2 separate regions of the Homo sapiens genome follow, and region 2 is linked to region 1. The links are chromatin loops, found by intact Hi-C in ENCODE. Cell type or tissue: GM12878. All regions are shown on one strand. Region 1 overlaps IL1RAPL2 (interleukin 1 receptor accessory protein like 2). Region 2 overlaps IL1RAPL2 (interleukin 1 receptor accessory protein like 2).

The links. Hi-C counts contacts between places; a loop is a spot of excess contacts. Peaks named below come from ENCODE experiments on the same cell type or tissue, not always from the same donor. Only the 100,000 strongest peaks of a DNase experiment are listed, where the experiment ranks them.
Region 2: it touches region 1 in a loop (4-fold over the local background); 1 of 110 quality-filtered maps calls a loop at or near these places.

Annotation. Positions count from the first base shown.
Region 1 is chrX:104,632,418-104,637,417 of GRCh38, forward strand. The region is part of intron 1 of IL1RAPL2 (interleukin 1 receptor accessory protein like 2); the gene reads left to right. Among named protein-coding and RNA genes, the nearest start is that of IL1RAPL2, 69 kb to the left of the region's middle. In GM12878, no CTCF peak of the experiment used is centred here; no DNase peak of the experiment used is centred here.
Region 2 is chrX:104,695,418-104,700,417 of GRCh38, forward strand. The region is part of intron 2 of IL1RAPL2 (interleukin 1 receptor accessory protein like 2); the gene reads left to right. Among named protein-coding and RNA genes, the nearest start is that of IL1RAPL2, 130 kb to the left of the region's middle. In GM12878, no CTCF peak of the experiment used is centred here; a DNase peak (open chromatin) is centred at 1,879.

The DNA of each region.
Region 1 (5,000 bases):
TAAATTACCTTGGACAGTGTGGCCATTTTCACGATATTGATTCTTCCTACCCATGAGCATGGAATGTTCTTCCATTTATTTGTATCCTCTTTTATTTCCTTGAGCAGTGGTTTGTAGTTCTCCTTGAAGAGGTCCTTCACATCCCTTGTAAGTTGGATTCCTAGGTATTTTATTCTCTTTGAAGCAATTGTGAATGGGAGTTCACTCATGATTTGGCTCTCTGTTTGTCTGTTATTGGTGTATAAGAATGCTTGTGATTTTTGCACATTGATTTTGTATCCTGAGACTTTGCTGAAGTTGCCTATCAGCTTAAGGAGATTTTGGGCTGAGACGATGGGGTTTTCTAGATATACAATCATGTCATCTGCAAACAGGGAATTTGACTTCCTCTTTTCCTATTTGAATACCCTTTATTTCCTTCTCCTGCCTGATTGCCCTGGCCAGAACTTCCAACACTATGTTGAATAGGAGTGTTGAGAGAGGGCATCCCTGTCTTGTGCCCGTTTTCAAAGGGAATGCTTCCAGTTTTTGCCCATTCGGTATGATATTGGCTGTGGGTTTGTCATAGATAGTTCTTATTATTTTGAGATACGTCCCATCAATACCTAATTTATTGAGAGTTTTTAGCATGAAGGGTTGTTGAATTTTGTCAAAGGCCTTTTCTGCATCTAGTGAGATAATCGTATGGTTTTTGTCTTTGGTTCTGTTTATATGCTGGATTATGTTTATTGTTTTGCATATGTTGAACCAGCCTTGCATCCCAGGGATGAAGTCCACTTGATCATGGTGGATAAGCTTTTTGATATGCTGCTGGATTCGGTTTGCCAGTATTTTATTGAGGATTTTTGCATCGATGTTCATCAGGGATATTGGTCTAAAATTCTCTTTTTTTGTTGTCTCTCTGCCAGGCTTTGGTATCAGGATGATACTGGCCTCATAAAATGAGTTAGGGAGGATTCCCTCTTTTTCTATTGATTGGAATAGTTTCAGAAGGAATGGTACCAGCTCCTCCTTGTCCCTCTGGTAGAATTCAGCTGTGAATCCATCAGGTCCTGGACTTTTTTTGGTTGGTAAGCTGTTAATTATTGCCTCAATTTCAGAGCCTGTTATTTGTCTGTTCAGAGATTCAGCTTCTTCCTGGTTTAGTCTTGGGAGGGTATATGTGTCAAGGAATTTATCTATTTCTTCTAGATTTTCTAGTTTATTTGCATAGAGGTGTTTATAGTATTCTCTGATGGTAGCTTGTATTTCTGTGGGATCGGTGGTGATATCCCCTTTATCATTTTTTATTGCGTCTATTTGATTCTTCTCTCTTTTCTTCTTTATTAGTCTTGCTAGCGGTCTATCAATTGTGTTGATAGTTTCAAAAAACCAGCCCCTGGATTCATTGATTTTTTTGAAGGGTTTTTTTGTGTCTCTATTTCCTTCAGTTCTGCTCTGGTCTTAGTTATTTCTTGCCTTCTGCTAGCTTTTGAATGTGTTTGCTCTTGCTTTTCTAGTTCTTTTAATTGTGATGTTAGGGTGTCAATTTTGGGTCTTTCCTGCTTTCTCTTTTGGGCATTTAGTGCTATAAATTTCCCTCTACACACTGCTTTGAATGTGTCCCAGAGATTCTGGTATGTTGTGTCTTTGTTCTCGTTGGTTTCAAAGAACATCTTTATTACTGCCTTCATTTCGTTATGTAGCCAGTAGTCATTCAGGAGCAGGTTGTTCAGTTTCCATGTAGTTGAGCAGTTTTGAGTGAGTTTCTTAATCCTGAGTTCTAGTTTGATTGCACTGTGGTCTGAGAGACAGTTTGTTATAATTTCTGTTCTTTTACATTTGCTGAGGAGTGGTTTACTTCCAACTGTGTGGTCCATTTTGGAATAAGTGCGGTGTGGTGCTGAAAAGAATGTATATTCTGTTGATTTGGGGTGGAGAGTTCTGTAGATGTCTATTAGGTCCACTTGGTGCAGAGCTGAGTTCAATTCCTGGATATCCTTGTTAACTTTCTGTCTCTTTGATCTGTCTAATGTTGACAGTGGGGTATTAAAGTCTCCCATTATTATTGTGTGGGAATCTATGTCTCTTTGTAGGTCTCTAAGGACTTGTTTTATGAATCTGGGTGCTCCTGTGCTGGGTGCATATATATTTAGGATAGTTAGCTCTTCTTGTTGAATTGATCCCTTTACCATTATGGAATGGCCTTCTTTGTCTCTTTTGATCTTTGTTGGTTTAAAGTTTGTTTTATCAGAGCCTGGGATTGCAACCCCTGCCTTTTTTTGTTTTCCATTTGCTTGGTAGATATTCCTCCATCCCTTTATTTTGAGCCTATGTGTGTCTCTGCACATGAGATGGATTTCCTAAATACAGCCCACTGATGGGTCTTGACTCTATCCAATTTGCCAGTCTGTGTCTTTTAATTGGAGCATTCAGCCCATTTACATTTAAGGTTAATATTATTATTTGTGAATTTGATCCTGTCATTATGATGTTAGCTGGTTATTTTGCTTGTTAGTTGATGCAGTTCCTTCCTAGCCTTGATGGTCTTTACAATTTGGCATGTTTTTGCAGTGGCTGGTACTGACTGTTCCTTTCCATGTTTAGTGCTTTCTTCAGGAGCTCTTTTAGGGCAGGCCTGGTGGTGACAAAATCTCTCAGCATTTGCTTGTCTGTAAAGGATTTTATTTCTCCTTCACTTATGAAGCTTAATTTGGCTGGATATGAAATTCTGGGTTGAAAATTCTTTTCTTTAAGAATGTTGAATATTGGCCCCCACTCTCTTCTGGCTTATAGAGTTTCTGCTGAGAGATCCACTGTTAGTCTGATGGGCTTCCCTTTGTGGGCAACCCGACCTTTCTCTCTGGCTGCCCTTAACCTTTTTTCCTTCATTTCAACTTTGGTGAATCTGACAATTTTGTGTCTTGGAGTTGCTCTTCTCGAGGAGTATCTTTGTGGCGTTCTCTGTATTTCCTGAATCTGAACGTTGGCCTGCCTTGCTAGATTGGGGAAGTTCTCCTGGATAATATCCTGCAGAGTGTTTTCCAACTTGGTTCCATTCTCCCTGTCACTTTCAGGTACGCCAATCAGACGTAGATTTAATCTTTTCACATAGTCCCATGTTTCTTGGAGGCTTTGTTTGTTTCTTTTTATTCTTTTTTCTCTAAACTTCTCTTGTCACTTCATTTCATTCATTTGATCTTCCATCACTGATACCCTTTCTTCCAGTTGATCGCATCGGCTACTGAGGCTTGTGCATTTGTCATGTAGTTCTCGTTCCGTGGTTTTCAGCTCCATCAGCTCCTTTAAGGACTTCTCTGCATTGGTTATTCTAGTTAGCTGTTCATCTAAGTTTTTTTCAAGGTTTTTAACTTCTTTGCCATGGGTTCGAACTTCCTCCTTTAGCTCGGAGTAGTTTGATCGTCTGAAGCCTTCTTCTCTCAACTCGTCAAAGTCATTCTCCGTCCAGCTTTGTTCCATTGCTGGTGAGGAGCTGCATTCCTTTGGAGGAGGAGAGGCACTCTGATTTTTAGAGTTTCCAGTTTTTCTGCTCTGTTTTTTCCCCATCTTTGTGTTTTTATCTACCTTTGGTCTTTGATGATGGTGATGTACAGATGGGGTTTTGGTGTGGATATCCTTTCTGTTTGTTAGTTTTCCTTCTAACAGTCAGGACCCTCAGCTGCAAGTCTGTTGGAATTTTCTGGAGGTCCACTCCAGACCCTGTTTGCCTGGGTATCAGCAGCGGAGGCTGCAGAACAGTGGATATTGGTGAACAGCAAATGTTGCTGCCTGGTCGTTCCTCTGGAAGTTTTGTCTCAGAGGAGTACCCGGGCATGTGAGGTGTCAGTCTGCCCCTACTGGAGGGTGCCTCCCAGTTAGGCTACTCAGGGGTCAGGGACCCACTTGAGGAGGCAGTCTGTCCATTCTTAGATCTCCAGCTGCGTGCTGGGAGAACCACTACTCTCTTCAAAGCTGCCAGACAGGGACATTTAAGTCTGCAGAGGTTTCTGCTGCATTTTGTTTTGCAGTGCCCTGCCCCCAGAGGTGGAGTCTACAGATGCAGGCAGGTCTCCTTGAGCTGCGGTGGACTCCACCCAGTTCAAGCTTCCTGGCCACTTTGTTTGCCTACTCAAGCCTTGGCAATGGCGGGCACCCCTCCCCCAGCCTTGCTGCCACCTTGCAGTTTGATTTCAGACTGGTGTTCTAGCAGTGAGTGAGGCTTCGTGGGCGTAGGACCCTCCAAGCCATGCATGGGATATAATCTCCTGGTGTGCCGTTTGCTAAGACCATTGGAAAAGCACAGTATTAGGGTGGTAGTGACCCGATTTTCCAGGTACCGTCTGTCACCCCTTTCTTTGACTAGGAAAGGGAATTCACTGACCCCTTGTGCTTCCCAGGTGAGGCGATGCCTCGCCCTGCTTTGGCTCATGCTCAGTGTGCTGCACCCACTGTCCTGCACCCACTTTCTGACACTCCCTAGTGAGATGAACCCGGTACCTCAGTTGGAAATGCAGAAATCTCCCCTCTTCTGCGTCGCTCACTCTGGGAGCTGTAGACTGGAGCTCTTCCTATTCGGCCATCTTGGCTCCACCCATCTCATTAGTGTTTTATAGTTTTCCTTGTAGCAATCCTCCACCTCATAGGTTAAATTTGTTCCTAGGTAGTTTGGGATTTTTTTTTTTTTTGTAGCTATTGTAAGTGGAACTAACATTTTTGTTTCTTTCTTGGCTGGATCATGATTGGTGTATAGAAACATTGCTGATTTTTGTACACTGATTTTGTATTCTGCAACTTTACTGAATTTATTTATCAGATCTGATAGTTTTTTGGTAGAGTCTTTAGTTTTTTCTAGATCATGGCATCAGAAAAGAGGGACTATTTGACTTCCTCTGTTCCAATTTGGATGCATTTTTATTTCTTTCTCTTACCTGACTGTTCTGGCTAGTACTTCCAGTACCATCTTGAATAGGAGTGGTGAAAGTGGGCATCCTTGTTCCAGTTCCCAGAGGAAGACTTTCAGT
Region 2 (5,000 bases), 63 kb after region 1:
AGCTAGAATCTTCTACCATAACAGGAATATGTTTATGTATGGCTAATGGTTTATATGAAATGAATGTGCATATGACTAAGGGAAGACTTTGAGATGAAAAAGTGAGAAACTTTGGGATGAGTGAACTTGTGATGAATCTAATGGGTGGCCTAGCATCAGAACCATAACATGAGTAGTAGCCAGGTGGGCCAGGTAGATATAGCAGGTCAGATGAAATCCACTTTTCAGAATACGGGACTAATATTGAGCTGAGGTATTTGAAGAACAGGCATCCAGATATAATATAATATTAGGGATTACTGTGTTTCAGGCACTGTTCTCAGTACCTTATCTGTACAGTATTAACTCATTTAATCCTCACAACAGCCCTGTGAAGTAGGTACTGCGGTTTTCGTTTTGTTTCGTTTTGAGATGGCGTCTCACTCTGTCACCCAAGCTGGAGTACAATGGCCTGATCTCAGATTACTGCAACCACTGTCTCCCGGGTTCAAATGATTCTCCTGCTTCAGCCTCCTGAGTAGCTGGGATTACAGGCGCCCGCCACCACACCCGGCTAATTTTTGTATTTTTAGTAGAGACGGGGTTTCACCATGTTGGCCAGCATGGTCTCGAACTCCTGACCTCAAGTGATCCGCCCTTCTCAGCCTCCCAAAGTGCTGGGATTACAGGCATGAGCCACTGCGCCCAGCAAAGTAGGTACTGCTTTTATCCACTGAGGAGTGGGGAGTGTAAGTAAATTGCCCAGAGTTACAGGGCTAATTAACAGTAGAACTACATTTCAAGCCCATGCATTTAATTGGGAAGACTGTGAAGAAGCTATCACCTGTTTTTAAAAGAGAGGGGTAAAGCAAATTACACAAGGTTAAACAGCTAATGGAACTAACTTGTTCAGGAACCCAGGTGTTCTGTGTGTAAGGTATTGTTTTGTTACTGCACCCTTAGTACTCAAAGTATCAGCAGCATTGGCATCACTTAGGAGCTTATTAGAAATGCAGGCTCTCAGTACACTTCTCACACCTGCTGAATGCAAGTGTGCATACAGTTATTTGTGTGCATATTAAAGTTTGAAAAACACTGAGCTATTACTTCATTGGCACTAGTTTGCGGGACAGATATTTACAAATACTGTTAGCCAAAGGCAGAAACTACATCCCAATTATCCATCTAAGACAGGGAAAGTATGAAATTTGGCAGGGTTTGGGGGTGGAGTTCACATAGTAGGAAACACAGGGATTTGAATAGTTGACCAGCCAGTATTGGAGAGGTTAGAGTTCAGAGGTAAATAAAATGGGATTCTACAGGAAATGAAGTTCTATGCAGTAACTTCATCACATAAGAGTTCCTGACTAAGTGAGGTATGTAGGCAAGCAGTACCAGAAGCTAGCCCTCCTAGAGCTCCTGTTATTTATTTGTCAAAGGGCAGAGCTGGTTTTGAAGTGAATCTGACTTTTGCAGTGGTTGCAGCAGGGAGGGTCAAAGGATAGATTTGGCACACCGTCTAGTTGATTTTTCAGCTTCCCTGTCCTGGGGGAATCACAGATTTCTCTGCTTTAAGTAAACTTGATATGTGAATATCTGGATTTATAAAACAGTAAAAATTATAGGTGTGGCAATCTCAGTTTATAGACTTTGTAACTAAATTATTCATTTTATTAGAGAGCACATGATATGTTGCTTTTTAATAATGAGCTCCCCTAACACATTTAAGACAGAATTCAATTTTCAGCCCTGTTAAAAATTCAACCTAGTAAAAACATATACAATATAAGTAAGCTGCCCTTGCATGAGCCGGGATAATTTGCCTAAGCAACTGTGTAAAATGGTCTGAATGTTTCCTGAATTCAGGACAAATAGGATTTTGGTATATGTCACCCTTTGAAAGACAAAAGAGGTGCTTTCTGGAGAACACACTGCTCTTGACTTTAAGCCTCCTTCAGTTCTGTTTCACAGTTTTTATTCTTCATGGTCTGTTGAACTGAACTTGTGACTTCAAGTGGTTCACTGAACTGAGATTTATTGCAGTTTGAGGAAGGAAACAGTAAAATAAGAAGGCAGTTTTGCTATTTTTGTACAAGACCTCCTAAGCAACATTTCACAAAACACATGGTTTCAATTACCTCTGTGGCATCCACCCACCCACCCACTCATCCATTCAGCCAATATTGTCCAGTGTCACTATGTTAGGGCTGGGAATGCAGCAGTGGACAAGATACATACAGTTTCTGCTCTTTGGAGCTTATAGTCTAGGGTGAGATGCAGCCAGGTTAACCAGGCAGTTTCCAGTAGAGTGTGATTAACAGCTAGGATGATTGAACTCTGGGCTGTCATGAGAACATAAAAAAGATGTCTATGACCCAAACCAGCTGCAATGAATAGACAGAAATTATATTAGCTATCTGTGGCTGCATAAGAAATTACCCCCAAAATTAGTGTTTTAAACAATATGTATTTGTTATTCCACAGATTTCCATGAGTCAGACACCTGGTCATGGTTTAACTTAGTCGTCTGCTTCAGTGTTTCTCATTGGTTGCAATCTAGGGATTGACCAGGGCTATAGTCATCTCAAAGTTTAACTGGGGAATGATCAATTCTAAGCTCACTTGCATGATGGTTGGCAGGATTCAGTTTCTTGTGGGTTGTTGGACTGTGGGCACCAGTTCCTTGACGGCTGTTGGCTAGAGGCTAGCCTCAATTATTTGCCATGGGGCCCTTTCCATAGGGCAGCTGACAACATGGCAGCTGGGTTCATCGAAGTGGGAAAGTGAGGGAGAAAGAAAATTCCAGCAAGACAGAAATCAGTATTTTGTAAATGAATCTAAGAAGTGACATCTCATCAGTTTCGTCATATACTGCTCCTTAGAAACAAGTCACTAGGTCCAACTGTACTCAAAGGCAACAGCCCAACACCCAAAGAAAAGAGAAAAGGTTTATATAAGGATGTGACTGTCAGGAGGCAGGAAACATTGAGAGCCATTTTAGAAGCTGGCTACCACAGAAATGTCCTCCTGTACAGAGATGTAAGTTGTAGCTCCTTAATGGCTCTGTTGAACTATTCTTAGTCTCATTCTTACTCAAACTCAAAGTTTGTCACCAGGCTACCCTGCCTCCGGTTCATAGTATATTGTCATAGTGTTACCTCGATTGGCATGAAAAATAGTTATCAACTCCCTTATTTCTTCGATCATTTCAATCATAATGGTTGGGAGGGTCAGGAAAATGCCTTCGGAAAGCAAGGATATTGGAACAAGTACAAATTTAATGCCGGCTTTCATGATATCTGTCTAAGATTTCTGGTAGGCCTTTTCTCTGAGACACCTGTTTTTAATTAGATTATTTTGATTTCTATGGCTTATTCAAGGTGCCTTTAGTAATGGATAATGTAGAACAAGTATATTTGTCCATTGGGATCTGGAAAAAGCTTGAAAACCAGCTCTCAGGAAGAGAGGTATATTAGTTAGGGTGAGGGCTATACTTCTATAAGAGACTACAAAATAGAATGACTTAAGTGAGATGACAATCTCTCTCTTATTCTCACTCTGTAGTCCCTCTCCCTCCTCATCCCCTTCCCTGCCTTGCTCTCTTCTCTCTCTCATTACATTATAGCTGGTATAGGCTGGTAGGGAAGTTGTGCTCCATGCAGTAGTTCAAAGCTCCAGATACCTTCCATTGTTGTTCTGCCATCATCTAGACCAGCGGTCCCCAACCTTTTTTACCAGGGACTGGTTTTGTGGAAGACAATTTTTCTGTGGACTTGGTGGGGGGATGGTGTAGGCATGATTCAAGTGCATTACATTTATCATGTACTTTATTTCTATTATTATTTCATTATAATATGTAATGAAATAATTGAACAACTCACCATAATGTAGAATCAGTGGGAGCCCTGAGCTTGTTTTCCTGCAACTACATGGTCCCATCTGGGGGTGATGGAGATAGTAACACATCATCAGGTATTAGATTCTCCTAAGGAGCCCACAACCTAGATCCCTCACATGCATGCACAGTTCACAATAGGGCTCGCACTCCTATGAGAATCTAATCCCGCCCCTGATCTGACAGGAGGCGGAGTTCAGGCAGTAATACCAGCAATGGGAAGCAGCTGTAAATGCAGATGAAGCTTCGCTCGCTTGCCCGCCACTCACCTCCTACTGTGTGGCTTAGGTCCTAACAGGCCACTGACTGGTACTGGTTCACGGCCTGGGGCTTGAGGACCCCTGATTTAGACCACAGATTGATAGATTATGGCTGGCAGATCAAATCTGGCCTGCTGCCTGCTTTTGTAAATAAAGTCGAATTGGAACACAACCAGCCCCATTCATTTATATATTATCTATGTCTACTTTAGCACTACAACACCAGAACTGAGTAGCTTTTGACAGAGACCTTACCATCTGGCCCTTTATAGAACAAGTTTGCCAGCCCCTACTCTAGGACATGGTCCTTGTGTGCATGTTTTCATTCCAGATTGTGGGAAGAGGGATGGGCAAGAGTTCAGAGTAAATAACTATATTTTAAGAAATTGTTGAGGAAGTTGTATATATGACTTTTGCTCAGAAGCCATTGATGAGAACTAGTCATGTGGCCACATCTGGCTGTAAGGGTGAAAGGAAAACGCAGTCCCTGATTGGGTGGCTTTATATTCAGACAGTACTCATGACAAGAGGATAATGTATACTGATATACCAATATTATTGACATTTTTCAATTAAACAATCTAATGTACAGATAAGCAAATTTACTTTCTTAACGACACAGGGGTAGTAAGAAGTACTTTCTGACATCAGCAGAAAATATAATAGAGTTGAGCTGCTAGAAAAACAAAAACAGTTAAAGAATTGGGCTACATAGAGATTGAAGCTAGAATACTATTCAGAATCCAGGGCAGCTTCAGAGACCTGAATATCGGGATAGGTGATTTTCAGAGGACCTACTTTCTTTCTCTCCTCCTGAAAACTGGCTTTCTAATTTTGTACTTGGTATAGCTTTTCTCTGTATCCCC